Regions from separate parts of the Homo sapiens genome. Here region 2 is linked to region 1. A link is a loop called in an ENCODE intact Hi-C map of the cell type or tissue named here. Cell type or tissue: heart left ventricle. All regions are shown on one strand. Each heading gives the region's core, and the rest is flanking DNA. Links, peaks and the distances in the headings are about the cores only. Region 1 overlaps NEDD4L (NEDD4 like E3 ubiquitin protein ligase). Region 2 overlaps NEDD4L (NEDD4 like E3 ubiquitin protein ligase).

Region 1 (5,375 bases), core at 195-5,194:
TTCTGCAGTATTCAATTGAAACTCCAGATTTTTAATAGCTGGACGTTAATAGAATATTTGAATTGGAGGAGCCTTATACAATAACTCATTTAACTCCTGTTGTTGTCGATGAGAAGAACCAGGTCTAGAGCCTTTACATAAACACATCAGTCAGTGGAGGTGCCAGGGTCTGACCTGCTGGCCTCCTAAGTCCCAGCCCAGTGATAGTTTGGGAATGTATTGAATCTCATATGATTAGTATTATTCTCCAAAAGAGAAAACTAACAGATTTTGGCCTACCATCCTAGTATCTTTTCCATTAAAGTATGGGATGTTGGGTGATGAACAGTCGTACAGTGTAACTAAACCACTTTTGTTGTATGCATCAAAGTACTTTCTTGTGAAATTGGATGAGAGATTCTGCTGAGGGTGCAGTTCTTGTCTCTCCATCTCTCATCCAGTGAGGACCAAGTGAGTTAAGCAGTATTGAGTAGTATAACAGTACGTTCCTGGAGACATGGGTGTGTCTGTAGACTAATCCTTATTCTCCAATTATTGAGTATAATATCTCTTGTTTAACATGAGGAAAGGGTCAAATTTGAGGAAAAATGGCCTCTTGTTTGATGTGTTTTAGTTCATTATTCTCTTCTATTAAGAGAAATTCACTGTTAAAAAATTGTTTCCCATTTCCGTATCTGAAATAATGACTGTAGTTGAGGTGATCTTGCCCTGGGTCTGAAATCATACTTCCAAACCAAAAAGGACTTTGAATACAAAACTTTTAAGAAATCTTGTATGAATACAAGCTATATCTGAAAAATTGTGTTTTATAATATTGATGCCTAGTTTTGCCCCAGGCCATCTGCAGTGTGGTTACTATGCAAAGAATGCTGGTGTTGCTGTTTTTTTTTTTTTCTTTGTTGGCTATTAACCCAGCGGAGACAATATGTGGCTATGGTAGTACTTGGAAGTTCTAGCATTACACAGACTAGCTTCCATTTCTCTCATAGAGGTCATTTTTGGCATTTAAAACACATACTTTTAGAAAACAGATTTGGATGTATGTAAACACAGGGTTAATCCACCACACTCTGGATGCTAGAGCTGTTGACAAAGTCATGCTTTGCAGATTTTAAAATAAACTTTTTGTTACTCTTACAGCTTGGTATTTTCCCCTCCTATTTTTTTTACCTCCTCTAAATAAACCTCTTTGTTAAATAATTGATGTTTCTGGATCATAGAAAATAGTAAGTTTAAAATACAGAATATTTCCAAGCTAACTACAAATCTGATGACAGTTTTTTGAGTGTGCACTTTTCCTTTTATTTCTTAGGTCCTTTTTGGTCCTTTGCAAACATAGTAAGATTCCATATTTGTGTCCCAACTGTGGTAATATTGCTGACTTCTTACTGGAAAACAGTCAGCTCTAGGTAGCATTTCTTCTGTGTGGTATTTAAGTTAAATTATTACCAAAAAAAAAAAAAAAAGCCCACATGCACTCCCTTCTTCAATTTTCCTTTTGTTTTTTGTTGTTTGTTTGTTTTTTGGTTGATGTTTTCTTTCCTACCTGACATATGGAAGACAATGTTTTCTCCAGCTGGGTTCATTTTCTCTTTGAAAAGGAGACACTTTGGTGTCTGCCAGTCATATGTGAGCTACACACACGTATACACCTTTTAAATGAAAAATGCTGTGATAGCAGGAGGGCTCTGCTTGGCTAACTGGTTGTGTAGCAAGTCGGGCCCCCTCCCCTCCACTTAGCTATTTTGTTACTTGTAGATCCTGCTCTAATTATTTAGCATTAAACGGACACTAACTCTGTAGGGTGTGTAATCGTATTTATAGTACTGTTTTATTAGTTTGCATTCCATCCTGGTAGTGTAGTGATGTCATAAATAACAGAAACATGGTATCCGATGCTTGGGAAGGGGTTTACCCGGTGGCCAAGCCATATTTTACTTGTCATTATTCCGTGTGGCGGAAGGTGGGAAAATACCGTGTGTGCTGTTAAACATGCCAGGTCCCTGCACTGGTTAGACAGAGTCTCAGTGCTGTGCTCCGTTGGGAAAGAAGTGCCCTGCGAATGTGATGTGGTTTAGATTTATAGCAGCGTGGCTTGCAGTGTGTTTGCTGCCTTAGTCAGCTGTGAGAGCGCCCTGCTGGGGCCACTCCTTTCTGATGGAAAAGCAGCAGCTGGGAAGGTGCTGTTTCAGGCTCTTGCTGTTTAAAAAAAAAAAAAAAGAGCGAGTAGGGGAAAACTCCTCTAAGTCCAGAAGCTGGCATTGGAGGGGGAGAGCGCGGTCATGTGGTTCTGGCCACCCTACCCTCTGTCACAGTGTGGATGAGAGCTTTTTGCTCTTATCCAATCATGCCTGGAATGCCGCTTGCCACTTGGGTTATTTCTGCTATCTGTCGCTCCCGGTGCCGCAGTGCTAACAGTTTGGCAGATGGGACACTTTTTCTTGGAATTTGTGTCTTTGGTTTGTGACTTCTGGCAGTGTCGGGCCTGTTGTTGCCGCTTGCCCTAGCCCTCCTGGCCCCCCTGGTCACCATGGCCCATCGGCTTCGGTTTCATTTTGGCTCTGGTCGCAGCAACACAGCCCCCGAATCAGACATCCTAGACCAGGAGAGAGAAGACGACTTCTTCATGGCATTCCACACCCTACCGCGGAGAAGCAGCCCGCACCCCTTCGCCCAGAACGGAGGGGAGGACGGCGGCGGAGGCCTGCAGGGAGGCGTGGGTGCGCTTAAGCGGAGCTCGTCCATGTTCATCCCGCAGCTCTTGACCAGCATCGACGCCCGCCCCACGTGCAGCTCCTCCGTGCAGATCTCCCTGCAGCGCAAGGCCACGGACGGGGCCACGGACGGGTGCGGGCCGCCCGAGGGCGCCGACGATGGGCCTCCATGCGCAACGCCCGACCCCAGGGACCAGGCCTCCGCCACTGCCACCACGAGGGCCTCGCCCCAGAGTGGCTCCCGGGAGCCCTCGCCGAGGGACACCCCCGGGAGCTCCCCTCCGAGGGCAGCCCGGGACCCAGGGCTCCAGGTCAACGGCACGTGCGGCCGCCGCGTGCGGTGCTCCGGCCCCGTGGACTGCGCGGAGGAGGCTGCCCCGGGCCTGCGCATCCAGCACCGCGCCTCCAGCGCCGACGTGCGCCAGGTGAGGCTGCTGCCCCTGGGCCCCGATGGCCAGGGCGGCCCGGCCGCGGCAGAGCCCAGGCGCTGGTCCCTGCAGCACGTTCCAGATGCTTCTGGAAGCTCTGGGAAGCGGTGTTTTGTCTTCCAGTTGCAGCAGCCCCAACAAGGCGCTTCGGGGCCAGGCAGCGACCTCAACTTTGGCTTCACGGGCACAAAGGGGGACAGGTTGGTGAGGTATCCTCGCATTCGGCTGGAGAGGAGCACCTCGTACCCCACGCAGCCCCGAAGCGAGCGAGGGAGCCCCACGGAAGATCGGGGAGCCCTGGAGGCATCGCCTCGAGCTGGCAGGATGGCTCCTGAAATCCGCAGGACGAACTCCGCGGAGAGGACTCCGCAGGGCCAGGGGTGCACATTTAAGATCAGGCAGGATCAGAACGCGGGGCAGCAGCATTTTAGAATTCTTGTAACCCGGGGGCCGGAAGAAGCTCCCCAGAATCCCGAGGAGAAAAGCGCCAAAAGCCCTGTTTCCACGGGAGCTGACACCACGGTAAGTTCACAGCGTGTTTACATGTGTTTACTGATTTCAACTTCGATGCTTACTCTGCGGCGTAACCAAAATAAAACCTCACCCTCTGTTCCGGGAGTTTCCCTGCTTCAGGCCAGTGGATCTGAATGTTTGGCCGAGTTCTGGCACGATGATTTGTGGTCCAGTGTTTGGTGCGCAAAACACCATTTCTGCAAATGTCTTCTGTAGGTCCTCAAAGTCAAAGAACTTTGTCTGTTTGGGAAATCCAAGCAGAATACCTTCCCCCTGCTTTTATTTTTCTGAATAGAAGAATTTCGAATAAAATTTGTTACTTTAATCTGCCAAAAAACAAGTCAGTGCCCCAACGTGCTGATGTTGGAATTGCATTTAAAAAGCTGCTTGCAAGTATAGCCTGTGACAATACTTTAAAAATAATCAGTTCTCGGAAAGGGGAGGATATTGCAAAGGACCTCAGTTTCGTCTCTTAATAGTTAAAATAGGTGAACGTAAAGTTTAGTGGAATTTGATTATCTGTCATGGCCTGTTTGCTGCAGGAGGTCAGGTCAGTCGTTGTTATATAATTTGCTTTGTTTTTTGTCCCATTAAGTAATACTGAACGAGAGTAGTGTCGCTTGTGGGATAGTGACATTACTATCCCACAAGTGACACTGCTAAGATACTAACAGATGCGTTTTTAAAGCACATTGGGTTATGGCCCAAGGCTAGGGGAAACTGATGGGGACTCGTTAATGGTCAGATGGCGTGGCGTGCAATTTAACACTGCACACTTGAGTGTCCAAGCCGAGGATGCTGTATATAGAATAGTAAGTACCCTGTCTCCAGCTGTGGAGAAATAGACGCCTTAGAACAGATTCTGGCCTTCCTGTTTCTCTGTTCCTGATCGCTCCCTTTCAGTGAAATGGAGTACAGAGAGACAGCTGCACGCTCCATCGACCAGGCATATGATGACTCTGCAGCTTTCGTGGTTTAGAGTGGAATGAAAAGTTTAATCAGTTTGGTTTCTTTTACTAGTAATCACTAGCCAGTGAGTGCTTTCTCCTAAAGAACAAGCTCCTTATATTTTGAATTGGATATTTTTTCTCCTGAATTTCATGTGACTGCCAGTTTGAGGATATGATTAGTAAATGTCTAGGGGACTTTTCTTTGGATTTCACTTATGAATTGTGATTTTGAAAAGTGAGCGTCTGAGTATTACTCTAGAATTGTATTGTCTTTTATTGCTTTGTGTTCAGAAATAAGTTTCGTCTTTCAAGTAAACTTTATCACTCCTCCATCATTGGTTTTCATCATTTTGAAGATACAATCAGATGCTTAATGAAAATTTATTTTTCTTCTTCTCTTTCCTTCCATGTATCTCCTTTCTTTCATTATCTCAAACTCTTCTATTGGGAAATGGCTAAGTGCTTTGTCTTGGTCTGAACCTATACCATGTATTACACAATGGTACAAATTTTGACAGTGTTTTGATATTATAGTAGCCTTTAACGCCCACCCCCAACAAATTACCATCATGACAGTTGTAGGCTTTGTTCGGCAACACAATTCCATGCTGAACTTGGACCACTTACCGCATGAAGATTGACAAAAATATATTTCCTAAAGTTTGATAACTATTCAATTATATTACCAAAAACTGAAATCACTTTGCAGTTCTGATGTGGAAGACAAAGGGATTCATACAATTAAACTCAAAAAAGTTCAAACTCATTTG
Region 2 (5,375 bases), core at 82-5,081, 49 kb after region 1:
ACTGTGCCCAGGCCCCAAGCCCAGCTCTGTCATCAGAGGTGAGTTACCACTGGTGCCATGCCCTTTGATTCCCTACAGGCGCCCTATGGAGGTGCCCACCAGTGTGCACTTGGAAGTGTGATGGAACGCATCACATCCCCTTGTTGCCCCTGCCCCGGTGATAGGGGGATTCACTAAGAACTTCAGCATAGTGAGAGAATGTAACTGAAGCTCCTGGGTTAGTGCTGCTTGGTATCCCAGTTACTTTGTAGATTTCGGAATCTTTTGTCGTCTAGCCTGAGGATTACTGTTGATGACACAATTTTCTTTGGGATTATAGGCTTCATGTTTCATACAACCAGCATATACGTAAATGGCCTCTTCAGTGTATCATGTATACACATTGGTGAATAGCTTCCCACTAGATAATGTTTTAAAGGGGAAAAAAAGAAGTCATTTCTAAAATCCCAAGAGAGTGTCCCCGTTTTGAGGTTAGAGCACGTTTTTTAGCCTTATTTAGTCTTGCATCTTGCTCCTTATGCTACCTTTCATTGCTTTATGAAATTATTTTTTAAGGGATACTTTCTAACATTCCATCCCACTTTTTTTAAAGCTCGTTCATATACTTTGTCCTCACAGAATAGAACAGGGTTTCTCAAATTGCACACACTGAACTCTGCAACACAACAGTTCCTTCATTGGAGACCAGATGAATTGAACCACTGGCTTTCTGAAAATAACTGTATGCTTTCCAGTTGGCCAGCCTTGGCAGGGACCCACTACTACTCCTATTTCTCAACAGTCAATTTAAAATATTGACAGTAGCTTAATAACATTCAATAGTAACTTGCAGCAGCCTTTCATATACCCTGACATCTGAGATATGTACCAGTTTATGAAATAGAACACGCAGATGGTCTTAGCCCCATTTTCCAGATGAGGACCCTTGTCCAGGGAAGGATTGGTGCCCATTTAGCTAGCTCTTTCCCAGCAAGCAACAGTACCCAAGGCTCCATGCCCCAGGCCTGGGAGGACCCCTCCCACGGCGTACTTCAGATCTCCACCTGTGACTTTGAACACATGCTTCGAGGTGATGTACTTCTTGGAGATAGTGCTTTCCTCATCTCTTCTACCTTGTAGTCGTCAGTAGAGGGCATGCAGTGCAACAGAAGTGGATTTCAGGACTGAGACTAGGGTGAGGCAAGAGAGGCATCAGAATGCAAAAGTGAAGTAGACACCTGCCGTCAGCACTGGGCAGCCCTGCTCCTGGGGCCTTACTTGACTCATCCTGGTGGGTTTTCCAAATGGCAGAGGTGCACAACCACTTCTTGCAAGCATGGGCACTTGAATTGTAGCCCATGTACACAGTGATTCTTGGAAAAAGTCATGAGTAATGAATGGAACTTTTCTCTCCCAGGTTGATCTTGTGTTTTGAGACATAAAGAGTCAAAGGTTGGTGCCTAGGATGCTCATTCTTATTGTTTTTGGTAGTTTGATTGTTGAAGGCTTTTGACACGACATTGAAGTGAATATTTGGGGCATTTTGCTCCTCTGGGCTTTTCTCTAAAGCACCCTCACATTTCCTCTCTCATGTTCCTGGGCTTTCCTGGCTTTGATGCTAGCCCCACTGTGTGTTCCCATTAATAGCCCTATGTAGCCTGGCTCCTTATTCTGGAAACTGTGTAACTTTTGCTCTTGATCTTAAACACAACTCAGTCTTGCAAGGAGCTCCGCCTTTGGTCTCAGCTTCTTGGGGATTTCCCTGGCAGCCACATAGTGAACTATGTCACACTCTCTGTTTTACCCGTTAATAAGGAAATACTCTGGTACATGGAGCTTTGCTTGCTGATCTTTTTCTAAGTACTCTGGGGGCAAAAGGAAAAGCAGCTAGAGGATAAGGATGTAACTTTCTTCAAATTAAGCCATCCTGACCCGTGGTAGAGATTAGCCACTAAGAAATAGTGGAAACAAATAACTGTTTCACTCTTGAGTGTTAGCATGGAAGAGATTCTGGTTGAAATCCTAGTCCTGCCACTTTCTGGTTACAGAAACTTACATTACTTTTCTTTTGATGTTTCAAGGAGATAGGAGTTAAAGAAAAATGAACACCAGATTACTAGAACATTCTTATAGAGTTGCCCAAAGATGGAATGGACACCTTCCAGAGTGGAGGGGAGGGAGTAGGATTGGACAGTAGTCCTCAACTGGGAGCACTTCTTCCCCCTGACCCCACACCTGCCTCCCAGGGACGTTTGACAGTTTTGGATTGCACAAAACTGAGGGGTGAGAGTTGCTGCTATATCTAGTGAGCAGAAGCCAGAGATGCTTCCAAATACCTTACGAAGCATAGGACAGCCCTCACGGAAAGAATTATCTAGCTCCAAATGTTAATGATGCTGACTTTGAGATACCCTAGTCAGAAGTAACATTTATTGGCCAGGGGCAGTGGCTCATACCTGTAATCTCAGCACTTTGGGAAGCCGAGGTGGGAGGATCACTTAAGCCCAGGACTTTGAGACCACCTGGACAAGACCCTGTCTCTACAAAAAAAAAAAAAAAAAATTAGCCTGATGTGGTAGTACATGCCTGTAGTCTTAGCTACTCAGGAGGCTGAAGTGGGAGGATTGCTTGGACCCAGGAGTTTGAGGCTACAGTGAGCTATGTTTGTGACACTGCACTTCAGCCTGGGCAACATAACAAGACTCTGTCTCAATTAAAAAAGAAAGAAAGAACATTTGTTGAATCTAATTTTCCCATGTAATATCAATGACTGTGCAAGATAAAGTGGTTTTTATCCTCACTTTGGATGAGATTGGCCTTTGGTGATTGAGAAACCTTCCTTTGGTTGTTCAGCTACTTCTAGATAGACATGGGATTTTAAACTAGCCATCTATATGTCCAAAACCCATCCGCTTTCCACAAACCCATTATGTAGTTAGCTCCCCATCACTGATGATGTTCAAAGCTAAGCAGGGTGAGCAACCACTTGAAAGAGGGGATGGATGAGGATACAAGCCTAAGATGTATGTTGCACTAAATGACTTTTGAGGTCCCTCCTAAAGATCACATTCTCTGGTTCTATTTTGAAATGGGATTTGTCTTTTTAGCCCCAGTGTTAGAGTGGCAGCCAGATATCCCTTGGCTATGACCAGTGAAATCCCTGTGCTTTGTGCACCTGTGAATCTTACTCCTATTAATATCCCAGCCCTATCAGGCCAGAGGGCTAGGGTTCCAAACAGGGGCAGCCAGAAATGCACCATCTTCTGCATCCCATCTGCATTCCGGGCCCAGGCAGTTATTTTTACCTCCATATGTAAATGGGCCCAGCGATTTCTCATTTAGGAGAACAGCAGAGGCACAAGTGAGGAGAGCTGGAGAAGGAGGGGAACCTATCATATACTCTGAGATTGCAATTTAGTATCAGTTTGCTGATCAGTGTCACTCCACTAGTTTAATAAGTAATTATAGTTTCTCTTTTGTGAACAAGGAAAACGGGTAGCTTCACCCAGTGGTTGTCAGCCCTGGCCAAAAATTAGAATAAGATAGAGGGCTTTTAAATCACACCTACAACTGAGCCCCTCCACCAGAAATTTAATTTTCTGAGGTGAGGCCTGGGTACAGTGATTTGAGAACTTTGCAGGGATTCCAGTGTCTAAGCAGCCTGGGCACCTCTGGTTAATGGCACACCTCAGTGCTGCGCATTCTGCTCCAGTACCTGCTGGTGTTACTCTGTCATAAAGAGACTAGAAAAAGAGTGAGTTGGGCCCTGTTTCTCAGTGTGTCTTCAGTGGATTGTAGGGAGAAGGAGGCCCATACTCTCTGCCTAAACGAGCACCTGCTAGACTCCGAAATCTAGTTAATGGAAGTTTCTCCTCATCCTTGGACATCCTTGTTTTATATGGTATACGTTCAAAATACATATAATCTTTGGTTTAATTTGTTTTACAAAGTTTTGAAGTTTTCCTCTCCACACTTTTCTCATCAAGCTGGTGTGTGGAAAGAAGGAATTTTTCTTTTCCATTGCTGTCATCTAAAATTGTTGTGTCGGGTGGGGAGGGGAGGGAGCCGGGAGACTTAGCTTTAACTACTTAGAAGTTTTCAGGGAAATGTTTTTATAACAACCTAGTTAATAGTTTGACTTTATGATAGATTCTGTTCCTTCATTATTTTGTCCTCCAGTGGCTTTTATACCCAGCAAAGTGGACCATGGTGTATGATTCAAGAAGGGTGAGGAGTATGTCTTTCTTTGGAAAGGCAGGGATGGAGGGTTGTGATTTAGAAAGGGTAAGCAGGAAAGGAGAGCCACAGAAGGCAAGCACTGTTCTCATGCCAGATCGGTTTCAAGGAAGAGGACATATGGAAGGATCTAGAAAATGATTTCTCTAGAATTGTCCATGTCCAAGTCCCCTGGAATGTCTTTGTATATCCCCAGAGCTGTGCATGCTCCAGTTTGAAGAGCTCTGCTTTAAAAGATATCAGGGGTGGGGGAGATGAGGGGGGTGAAGTAAAAGAATAAAAACTATTCAATTCCATTTGTTTTCTCTTTCAAGCTCATACGTTACTCATTTCATTTTTATATTAAAATATAGATGAGGAAGGAAGGGCACATGGCAAGATTTGGCAAGCATAATCCATGAGGGGATATGGAGTTGGGGATGGCAGCATAGCATACTAGGATTTTTGAGGAGGGATTCGGGGAGCCTGTTCATGTTTTCCTTACAACTCTGGTACATGAAGTACAGGTTCTGCATCATGATGGAAGACTGCCTGGGTTCATGTTTGGGCCACTACCTACTAGCTCTATGACTTTGGGCAAGTTTCTTTCTTCTTTTTTTTTTTTGAAATGGAATTTTGCTCTTGTCACCCAGGCTGGAGTGCAATGGTGCAATCTCAGCTCACTGTAACCTCTGCCTTTTGGGTTCAAGCAATTCTCCTGCCTCAGCCTCCCAAGTAGCTGAGATTACAGGCAACCGCCACCACGCCCGGCTAATTTTTGTATTTTTAGTACTTTAGTACAGACCGGGTTTCACCATGTTGGCCAGGCTGTTCTCGAACTCCTGACCTCAGGTGATTCACCCACCTCAGCTTCCCAAAGTGCTGGGATTACAGGCGTGAGCCACCATGCCCAGGCAAGTTTCTTAACCTCCTTATAGCAGTGTTTGGCACATGATAGATGAGCTACAGGTTGGCTTGTTATTCCTTGCAATCCTGAGTTTCTCCCCAGAGTAAAGCTGGAGCTTTTCCCCCAGCCAACTTTGGTGGAGTCCACTGGGCAGAGATGTGATTTCAGCCAAAATATGGCTAAAGGAGGAAAGGATCTGAGACAGCCAGGTGGAAATGGCTCCCCGGGAGAGCCTCTGACCGACCCGCACACTGGGAGGAGTGCGCACTGGGGT

The links. Peaks named below come from ENCODE experiments on the same cell type or tissue, not always from the same donor. Only the 100,000 strongest peaks of a DNase experiment are listed, where the experiment ranks them.
Region 2: a loop joins it to region 1, with 2.0 times the contacts of the local background. A loop is called at or near these places in 35 of 110 quality-filtered maps.

What each region holds. Positions count from the first base shown.
Region 1 is chr18:58,253,111-58,258,485 of GRCh38, forward strand. The region is part of intron 5 of NEDD4L (NEDD4 like E3 ubiquitin protein ligase); the gene reads left to right. Among named protein-coding and RNA genes, the nearest start is that of MIR122HG, 190 kb to the right of the region's middle. In heart left ventricle, for the core only: no CTCF peak of the experiment used is centred there; DNase peaks (open chromatin) are centred at 2,221 and 2,861; H3K4me3 peaks cover 3,638 bases; H3K27ac peaks cover 3,697 bases.
Region 2 is chr18:58,301,824-58,307,198 of GRCh38, forward strand. The region is part of intron 5 of NEDD4L (NEDD4 like E3 ubiquitin protein ligase); the gene reads left to right. Among named protein-coding and RNA genes, the nearest start is that of MIR122HG, 140 kb to the right of the region's middle. In heart left ventricle, for the core only: no CTCF peak of the experiment used is centred there; no DNase peak of the experiment used is centred there.